Linked DNA regions of Homo sapiens: region 2 is linked to region 1. Evidence: chromatin contacts called from ENCODE Hi-C or POLR2A ChIA-PET data. All regions are on one chromosome and are shown on one strand. The core of a region is the stretch at or near the end of the contact, and the rest is flanking DNA. Distances in the headings are between cores, read along the strand shown.

Region 1 (4,419 bases), core at 974-3,473:
GTCAGTGATAAGAGATGACCATTAGAGAGTAAGTGAATTAGAGGATCCAAGAAACAATCCCTGACCAAGTGACACTGCTTTTATCCTCACTGCATTTAGCATCGTCGTGAGTCATTCTTCCTCACCATAAGCCTTCCTTGGCGTGGAGCAGAGTCCACCATCTGTGCAGAATAGCCTAGGGCTCCTCACCACTTCTCAGCCCACGCAAAGATCATTCTCCAAGAGCATCTGTTCTTTGGAGAAGGCACCTGGAACCCTTCTATCTGATCATCTCTACCCTCAGTGGTGAAGTTCCAGTTCCCATTATGAGCAGCATGTCTTGCAGGGTCTAGAAGATGCAGCAAGTCTTGCTACCTTGCTTCAGGTTAGCACACTGGCAGGTTAGCATTGGCACGGCGCCCTGGTGCCCAGCACCAGCCAGCTAGCATTTGTGCCGCTTTACGACTGCCCTTGCCCCGAAGAAAGTCCAGGCCTGGCCATTTGCTCCAGAAGCTGCCACGAATTCAGAGGAAAGACTGCACTTCCACTAGGCGCCGACAACTGCAAGTTTCAATATGCTGAACTGGCTCGGGAAAAAAATGGCACTTCTTTCCCAGATATACAATTCAAGTTTTTCTACTCCTCCCCTTTCTTCTTTTTTCTAGAAAACAATACTTGTCTTTCCTATAACGGTTCTGTTCTCTGAGAGTTACGACACAAATCACTCCTCTGGCGTTTCTCAACCATGTGTTGTTGTTGTTGTTGTTATTATTATTATTATTATTATTATTATTATTATTATTATTATTTACTATCTCTGTCCCCCACAGTAGCAGGAAGCAAGTCTGCCTTGATTACTGCTCTCTCCTCCATCTCTAGTACAGCTTTGGGTTCATCATGTTGCTTAGGGAACACTGCAGATGAATTGTCAAGTTCCAGGCTCCAGGCTGTTGGTGCTAATGGAGCTCTGAGGAGTGAGAACAGAGGTCAAGGAAGCCATCCTGGGAGGTAGCCCGCAGTTGGATTTTAAAAACCTGCCACACTTGGAGGGGCGGAGAAGAGCTTCAGGTAATCTATGGCGTGCCCCCCAAATGCCTCTCTGATGAAGATGCTCCAGTGTTTGCCTGGCCCCTGGACAGTCAGTGGGAAGACGCCACCTACACGTGAGTTGGGGGAAGCACCAGGACACAGAGCCGGTCTCCCCAGCCAGCTAAAAGGTTTAGTCCTTCCTGTAACTGGCTGACAGATCTGCTCAGGGCCCTGGTTTCCCATTTCCACTAAAATCTTCCATGCACAATACCTTTTATCTCTCCTGGACACACCAGCTCACTCCTTGTTGAGTAGCTTTTTTCTCCCCAATCTTCTAAATAAAACCTGCAGGTCTTGCCAAATGTTTACTCTATCATGCAATATTTAGCAACATGAGGGCCACAAATGGATCACAAATTGAGGAAATATTATAAGTTTGCTTTCAAATTCTGGAAGTATTTTCCAAATCATGCCCTTCTCCTCTCTCTCTCTCTCTCTCTCTCTCTCTCACGTAGACACATCATCAACCCCCTGACAATTTTGGCAGGGCCATCCCCAGCTGCCCTGGTTATAACAGAAGGCTGAGCAAGCAGTGCTGAGGGCATGTGGCTTTGGGTGGAGACCCCCATCAAAAGCTTGATGACAGGTGTGTCACTGCCTGGCACCCCGAGGGAGTGGTGTGTGCAGTCGTGTGGAGAGTATGACATTGGGGGAACCTACCTGTGAGGTGTGTGCTGGCTGGCAGTTGAGAGGCAGTGACCCAGTGTAAGTGGGAGCATGGGTATGGTGTGGTGGGTATGGTGTGTGGGAGGACCCGTGCTATGGAGGGATGGGTGGTAAAGTGTGTGGTGTGTACTGTGGTGTATGTGTGTGACCATGCATGTGCATCAGGCCGGATGTGTTTGTGTGTGAATGGTGTAGTGAGTAACTGAGGCTTGTGTGTGGGGCGGGGAGGGGTATGGGGGCGAGTAAGGAGGGCACAAGGAAGGGAAAGTGTGCATCAGAAAGCAGCTCCAGGGCGGCCAGGTCTCGGCTCTGAGGCCATCTCCAGGAGCAGGATTGCTGCTTACTCTGGGGAAGCCCAGGACTCCTGCCGTTGGTGGAGCAGCCTCAACCCCAGCCTCGAGTCTACAGAACTGTGCCCTGTGGCTAAGGAAGCTCAGTGTCTGTTGCCAGATGCCTGTGCCCAAGGAGACTGAAGCAAAACAATGAGACAAAATGTTCTTGTTGCTTTTAGGCAGCAACGATTATTCTGGACCAAGGGCCTGGGTAAGACGCTGGAGTCCTTGGCCCAAGTGAGGTTTGTGGCTGAATCTTGTGTAGCTTCAGTGTCTAGGGTCACATACGCTCTCATAATGACCTCAGCCCAAGGGAGACATAGTCCACCTTCCCAACCAACTGACAGTCCTTTGCTGCTGCCCAGAGATGACGGCTCTGTGGCAGGCTGCCCAGGAGCCCATGCTAAGGTCAGTGCTTCCGTCAAGAGCTGTCCCGGAAGAGGTGACAGTCGAGCAAGGCCAGCTCCAATCATTTCAGTTCCTTCACACACAGACGACTCTTTTGGTCACTCCCCTGGTCTGTAAGATTTAAACGTCATGCCCGGCCTCCACGGCCCTCGTGTACCTTGTCCCACTCTCCCAGCTAACCTGTGTTCCCTCCATGTTCCCCCACTCCAGCTAACCTAAGGCCAGAGAGCAAACTCTGGGCTTGTTCCGGGCTCAAGATGGAGTTCAGACAGTCCTCACTCATGGTGCAGCCTGCGGGGGCCTCTGGAAACTAAGCCCAGAGTCTGTAGCTGAAGCTGAACTCGGATGGGCAGGATATGGAGCGTCATAAATGACTGCTGAAGTGACACTCAGTTTTGAACTCCAGATCTAATATTTTTAAATGTTCAGAAAAACTGTTTGTGATTGGCTTTGAGGAAAGAGGCATCCCTGTGCCTTCCTTTTCTCGTTTAAAACTCCAACATGACAAATTGCTTCAAACAGCTTACTAACCAAGATGGCTCCACATGGGAATTATGTGGAGGAAAAGGCCTCAGAAAAGTTACTGCCAAGGGCAAATAACACAGAACACTTACCACAGCCACAGGCCAGGTACTGTGGGGGTTAGAAGACAGGTGGCAGCCAGTGAGGGGTAAAGGGGTAAATGGCAGGGCACAGTTCTGCATGGAGTGAATTTAATGCACACAGGAAAAGTCCTTAATGACAGAGCTGAGGCCTGCTCACATCTGTGCCCAGAAAGGTGCCACCCCCTATGGCCCTCTCCTCCCCCACCTCAGATCCATCATCTTTTATGCTTATTTGTCTCTTGGTGGTCCTAAGTCCCATCCAGGAAACAGAACAAGAAGGAAAATACACTTCTGGCCTCCCTTTTTCTTTCTCTGAAAATGGACGCCCAGCCCCTTTCCAGAATACAACCAGTTAGTCCATTTCTTAGCAGGCAATTAGAGTTAATCCATCCTTAAAGTATGTGTGGGAATAATCAGCCTCAAAAATCTACCCAGATTCTAAGAGACAGGCACAGGGAGTCAAAATATCCCCATCCAGAGAGATGAGCCCTCCCAGCTGTCTTTAGGGACTGTGGCAACAGCCCCCAGACAGTCTCCATGCCTCGAGTGTGGTCCCCAGCCTCTTCATGCTCCATGCTGATGCCCCAGTGATCTTTCTGAAACCCAATGTTGTTCCTCTCTTTAGAACTCTCCAAGGGCTCCTGAAGTCCTAGTTCTTTCACATGGCACCCAGTCTCTCCCAGTCTTAGCTTGCCCTTCCCACTCTTTATAGCCACCCCAAAGGCATCTGTAAAGGGCTCTTATGCCTCTCAATTACGTTGTGCTTTTTCTTGTTTTGGAACAATTTGCACACAAGTTTCCTTCTGCATAGAAAGCCCTTCCCTGCCTTGTTCATCTAGTTAACTAGCATGTCCCCTCTTTCCAGAGCCTGCTCAGTCATCACCTCCTTTGGGGACAATCCCTTCTCCATCTTGTTCTAACCATCCCCAAAGACATTGTTTGCCCTGGAATCCTGTCAACTAGATGCTGTATTTTCCCTTCTACACCTAAAGGGTCTTAAGGGAGGTAGGTGTCCTCTTTGCTTCCCATTGCCTCTTCCTCCTTCAAAGCCCTTGCTTCTTTGAAGTGCAAGTCATCAGACTTGACCACCCACTGTTCACCTTGGTCATTTACAGTTCTCCCCATTCTTCCTCCCCATTCATTGATGACTTTAGCATGTGGCTCTTGTTGTTAACATGTTAACATCCACATGGATAGAAAACCTATGCACAGCACATCGGTGCCTCCATTTCTTGATTCCATCCGATTCAATGATCTTTTCCTCCATCCCACCACAGCCACCAACTCCCATGGTTACTTTCTATCTTTTCATCCAGTTACTCCGACCAATAACTGCATCC
Region 2 (4,419 bases), core at 641-3,140, 120 kb after region 1:
ATGACAAAGGTGACAGCGACTGTTTATTGTGCATCTACTGGGCACTGGGCAATATAAATGCATTATCTCTCATCCTTACTAAAACCCTAGAAGATAGGAAGTATAAATTCCATTTTACTGATAAGGAAATTGAGGTCGAGATAAGTTCTCTGGTTGTCTGGTCTGTTAATGTCAAAGATAGGATTTGAACCCAAGTGCATCTCATTCCAGAGCCCACGCTCCTTCACTACACAGGATCTGGATAGGGAAGGGGTGCAGAGGGCAGCCCAAAGACGGGCTCCCTGCAGTGCAAAAGCCTGGAGGCAAGACCAGGGAATAGCCTTTGGTATAAAGGAGGTTGTGCATTGTCCGAGGACAGAAGCTTGTCTCTATCCTGGGAAAAAGGCACACTGCCTCACTCAGGCCTAGAGAAAGCCTGGTGGCTTGCTCCTCCCCAAACCCCAGTCCCTGTCCCAGGTTGTTTACCTCCAGTACTTATGGAAATATAAGTGCTCTCACCTGACTCGGAGGACTGCAATGAACCAGGCAGGAGCACACTCTATGAACCTTCTGCCCATCCAGCAGCATGCCTCCAGGGGACAACCAGCCCCCAGGGTTCCTGGCAGCTCATCTAGACATTTCCATTTGATGCTATGCAAATGGATGAGCCTGCCGCTGCCATCAGGACCACCACTCCATGCTGGGAGTTTTCATGAAACAGATTCCAAACCTGCCCTTAGGCAGACATGGCCAACCCCAGATCCCAGCTCCACCAGGAGATCCCAGCTGCGGGGTGCTGGAAAGGGGCAAGTCAGCACTCGCAGCTGAAATCTACCTCTGGAGTACAGTTCTTCCCAGAGCCACAGCACCCCCTGCCCATGACAGGCCTCTCGAAGGCCATGCTAACACCTGCCCACTTCTAGAAGCTGCATGCCAGAGAGGCTAACATACCCAGTTAACCCACAAAGACCCACACCCTGAGCCAAGCCACCAGCTAATTAAAACATTCTGTGAGTGACTTCCACGCAGATGGAAAAAAACTGAAACAACACAGAACAAAGGAAAGGAGAGACTTCTGTTTGGGTCCTGGCTGTCACTATACCAGCCATGTGACCTCTGGCAAGCCACTTATTCTCTGATCTTTTCTTTCTTATCTGGTAGTAGTAACATCCAACATTTATTTTTTAAATTTGTAGATCACAATGTACTTTTACATAAACTATTTTATTGAAGGTGATGCTCGCAAAACCTTGCGAGGTAAGAACTATTGACCCCGTTTTGCAGATGAGGAGCACCAGGGTCAGAGAGGTCAACCTCCATATTCAAGCCACACAGCCATTAAGTCTGGCCTGGAACCAGATCCCCTAATAGCCTGCCCTCCCTGCTGCGTCCACCTCCCACAGCCTACTTGGGAAGACGCTCCCCTGTGAAGCCTTCCCAGACATCTTGTCAACCATCATGGCATTCTCCCTCTCATCACTTCAATGTCTGGCTTTCTGCATTCTGATTTTCTACAGTCTGGAACCCTTGGGGCAGCTGGAAGGCTCTCCTGCAGGTACATTCACTGTTCACCATTCAAGCCCCCAAAATAGAACATTCTCTTCCGCCCGACCTCTGCTAGACCAAATGCCACCACCAACAGGTCCCCAAAGACAAAAAGTGGGAGAAAAACTTCTGGGCTGGCTGTAGGAATGTGCAGTTAAAGTAGGACAGGAAAGTTGAGAGTTTGATCTAGAAATAGGACCCTATATAGAAAAAAAGAAAGGAGGGGCATGATCCTATCGGCAACTGCCCAAGTTGGCCACAGCTGACAATACTGACATAGGAACACATTCTCTGATGTCCTAGGAGAGGGTGATAGGACCATCCAGCTGCTGTTGCACGCGCCAGGGACCACACCTGGCTCTGCAGCCCTCTGGGCATGCTGCCCGCTGGGTCTCGTGGGCAGTGCTGACTCACAGAGGCCAGACCAAGGGGACAGCCTGGCCCGGCTCTCAGCACGTCTGACTCACCGTCTCCTCCTGAGCCACTGTACGACATTCCTTCTCCAAGAAACAACATCCATCTTTTTTTTTTAACTGGCAGAAGAGCTTTTTCATGTTCTTGGGACTGTAAACCAAGCATCGAATTTTCCGCAACTTTTTCTAGTAAGTGTGCCTTGTGGGAAAGTTAAAAACAAGTCCATTTTTGGGCCTAAACATTGTTATAACTCCTGAGCTGCCTTAGTTTCTCCCGAGGTCGTTCACCTAGGGGACGCCAAAAGCAAGGATGTTTCAGAGATCGTTGATCAAAGTAGGCACAAGATTAGGTAGTCAGCTTTGCTTGAATGAGTGTTTAATATTTAATAGAAATCCACATGTCAGGCACTGAATAGTCATTGTGCATGTATTTCTCTAGGCCCTACCATAAGCCTGCAGAGTCAGAATTGTCATCCCTGTTTTAAAGCTGTGGAAACTGAGGCTCAGAAAGGTTAAGCAACTTGTACAAAGTTAAACATTGGAGCCAAGATTTAAGCTCATGTCTATCTAATCCCAAAACTTCTATGCCTTAACTAAACCATGCAGCTTCTTTCCTCTCAGCCCCCACACATCCAGGCTGAGAGCAGGTCATTCTCCTGCAATTCGTACATTCCTGGAGGTTACTGAGCATGCCAAAGAGTTTCTACGAAGAGAATCCCTTGGCCTCCATCTCTGGCCAAGCTGTCTGCTCCTACCATCCCTGCCCCTCCTGACTCCTGAGGCTAAAGCTCCCTGGCTGCATCTCCCGGAAAAGGCAAAGAGTAAAAAATCACAGTTCCTATGGGTGCTACCCAGCCAGTCAAGCAATGTGTCCTCCTGGGAAGTTACTAACCTCTACCAGACTATACAACAGCCCATCCTCAAAGCCCTACATGGACCCATAAAAGCAAACCCTGTACCGAAGGCCCCTGTAGGGCACAGGTGGTGCTTGGGAGTAAGTCTGCTCATTGCAGATGGCATGCTGATGGGCAGATGGCCAGGTGGGCACTGCCCATGTACAGAGAGCTCATGCTGGATGCTTTGTTTACCCCTTGGACCCACCCTCCACTGTTCTCTGGCCTGGAGGCCAACCTGGGGCTGGAAGAATGGGCTTCCTTGCCCTTTGTCCTCCAGCTGGGTCTGGCCAGTGGAAGGTACTGGCACTATAGCAGAGGGCAGGAGGTGAATAAGACCAGGCTACTTGCCCAGCTCCTCTCAGGCAGCCTCTCCTGAGCCCCACAGCTGCAAGTACAGGTACGGTGGCTGCAACTGTCCGCCCCTACCACCCACCGCCCCCAGAGGGCTTCACCATCCCTTGCTCATGGCCCTTGCTCTTCTCACACTTTGAAAATAGGCCCCCCCCCTCCATTAAACTCTCCACGGTTACTTCCGTCTGTTCCTGCCAGGTCCCCAGCTCATTCAGAGTGGTTTAGTGCAAAGGCGTCGCCTTGAGTAAAGGAAGTGTGGGGTAAGCCAAGGCTATTTTGATGGCTTTTCTTTGGCTTTTATCATCCTCAAAATCAGGAAATTTTAGATGCTGTTCTTAGTGCATTTGCTGTGCATTTAAACTGTCGGCTACAATTCAGAAGCACCGGCACTTCTGTCAGCCACAGCTTCAATTCCCTGGCAGTAAATTCCTTAAGTAAAGAGAGAGGCCTTGGCCTCACAGCCTTCCCAGGATCCACGAGGTACCCACTCACACTTGGAATACTTGCCAGGTAACATCAGACTCAAAGCAACATTCTGCATAAAGCATGTTTGTTGGATTTAAGAATAAAATTTTTATTGAGATCCATTATCTTCCCAGTCTCCATTAAAATTGACTTGCTTTCAGTCTGTACAGATTTATTCTTAACGGAAGAGATAAGAAAAAGACCAAGACCCAATTCCTACCCTCAAGAAGCTCACAGATAAATGAATGCAATGTAACAGGAGCAATAAGAACACAAAAGCGACTCTCACACTGCCTGGAGGTACAAGGAAGGCTTCACAGAGGAGTGGCATCCAAGATGATGTCTGAAGGGTGGCAAGGAGCTCAGCATGTGAATAGATGAGTGAGGGCATTCCAGGTAGTGGGCACAGCATATGTAAAGGTATGAAGGCATGAAAGGGTATATGGTGTCCTGGGGGCCAGAAGTAAAACATTATGACAAGAACTTGGAGCATGTTTTGGGGACTGATAGTCATCAGACTGGAGAGTCAGGCCAAGGCCCTGCAGCCATGCTTAGAATTCAGAAGGAAGAACAAAACACTTGTAAAGTATAAATGATTGTCAGCCAAGAACCGTGTGTAAGGCTTTCTTAGTGACATTTCAAAATGGCCTTCTTATAAAATGATATTTCAAAATGGCCTTCTTAATGACAAAGGAAAATCTGATCAATTCATTTCTGGGTTAAAATTTATGCTCCAGAAAAATGTGACCTAAAGAGTAAGAAAATAAAGG

Evidence for each region. A loop is a pair of places that touch in the nucleus more often than their neighbours do. ChIA-PET counts read pairs that join two places held with the same protein, here RNA polymerase II (POLR2A). Pooled maps may share reads with other maps.
Region 2: a map of right cardiac atrium shows a loop between it and region 1 (10-fold over the local background). The contact joins two enhancer-like sites. A Hi-C loop is called at or near these places in 2 of 168 maps with a recorded cell type or tissue (Right ventricle myocardium inferior and right cardiac atrium) and 4 of 50 pooled maps. POLR2A ChIA-PET finds 5 or more read pairs at or near these places in 1 of 52 experiments (AG04450).

The regions. Positions count from the first base shown.
Region 1 is chr2:19,675,853-19,680,271 of GRCh38, forward strand. The region is part of intron 1 of LOC124905977; the gene reads right to left. Among named protein-coding and RNA genes, the nearest start is that of LINC00954, 190 kb to the right of the region's middle. Within about 2 kb of position 2,224, at least 3 of the 41 ENCODE cell types and tissues checked have a DNase peak (open chromatin) inside an H3K27ac peak, as active enhancers do.
Region 2 is chr2:19,799,626-19,804,044 of GRCh38, forward strand. No RefSeq gene overlaps it. Among named protein-coding and RNA genes, the nearest start is that of LINC00954, 67 kb to the right of the region's middle. Within about 2 kb of position 1,891, at least 5 of the 41 ENCODE cell types and tissues checked have a DNase peak (open chromatin) inside an H3K27ac peak, as active enhancers do.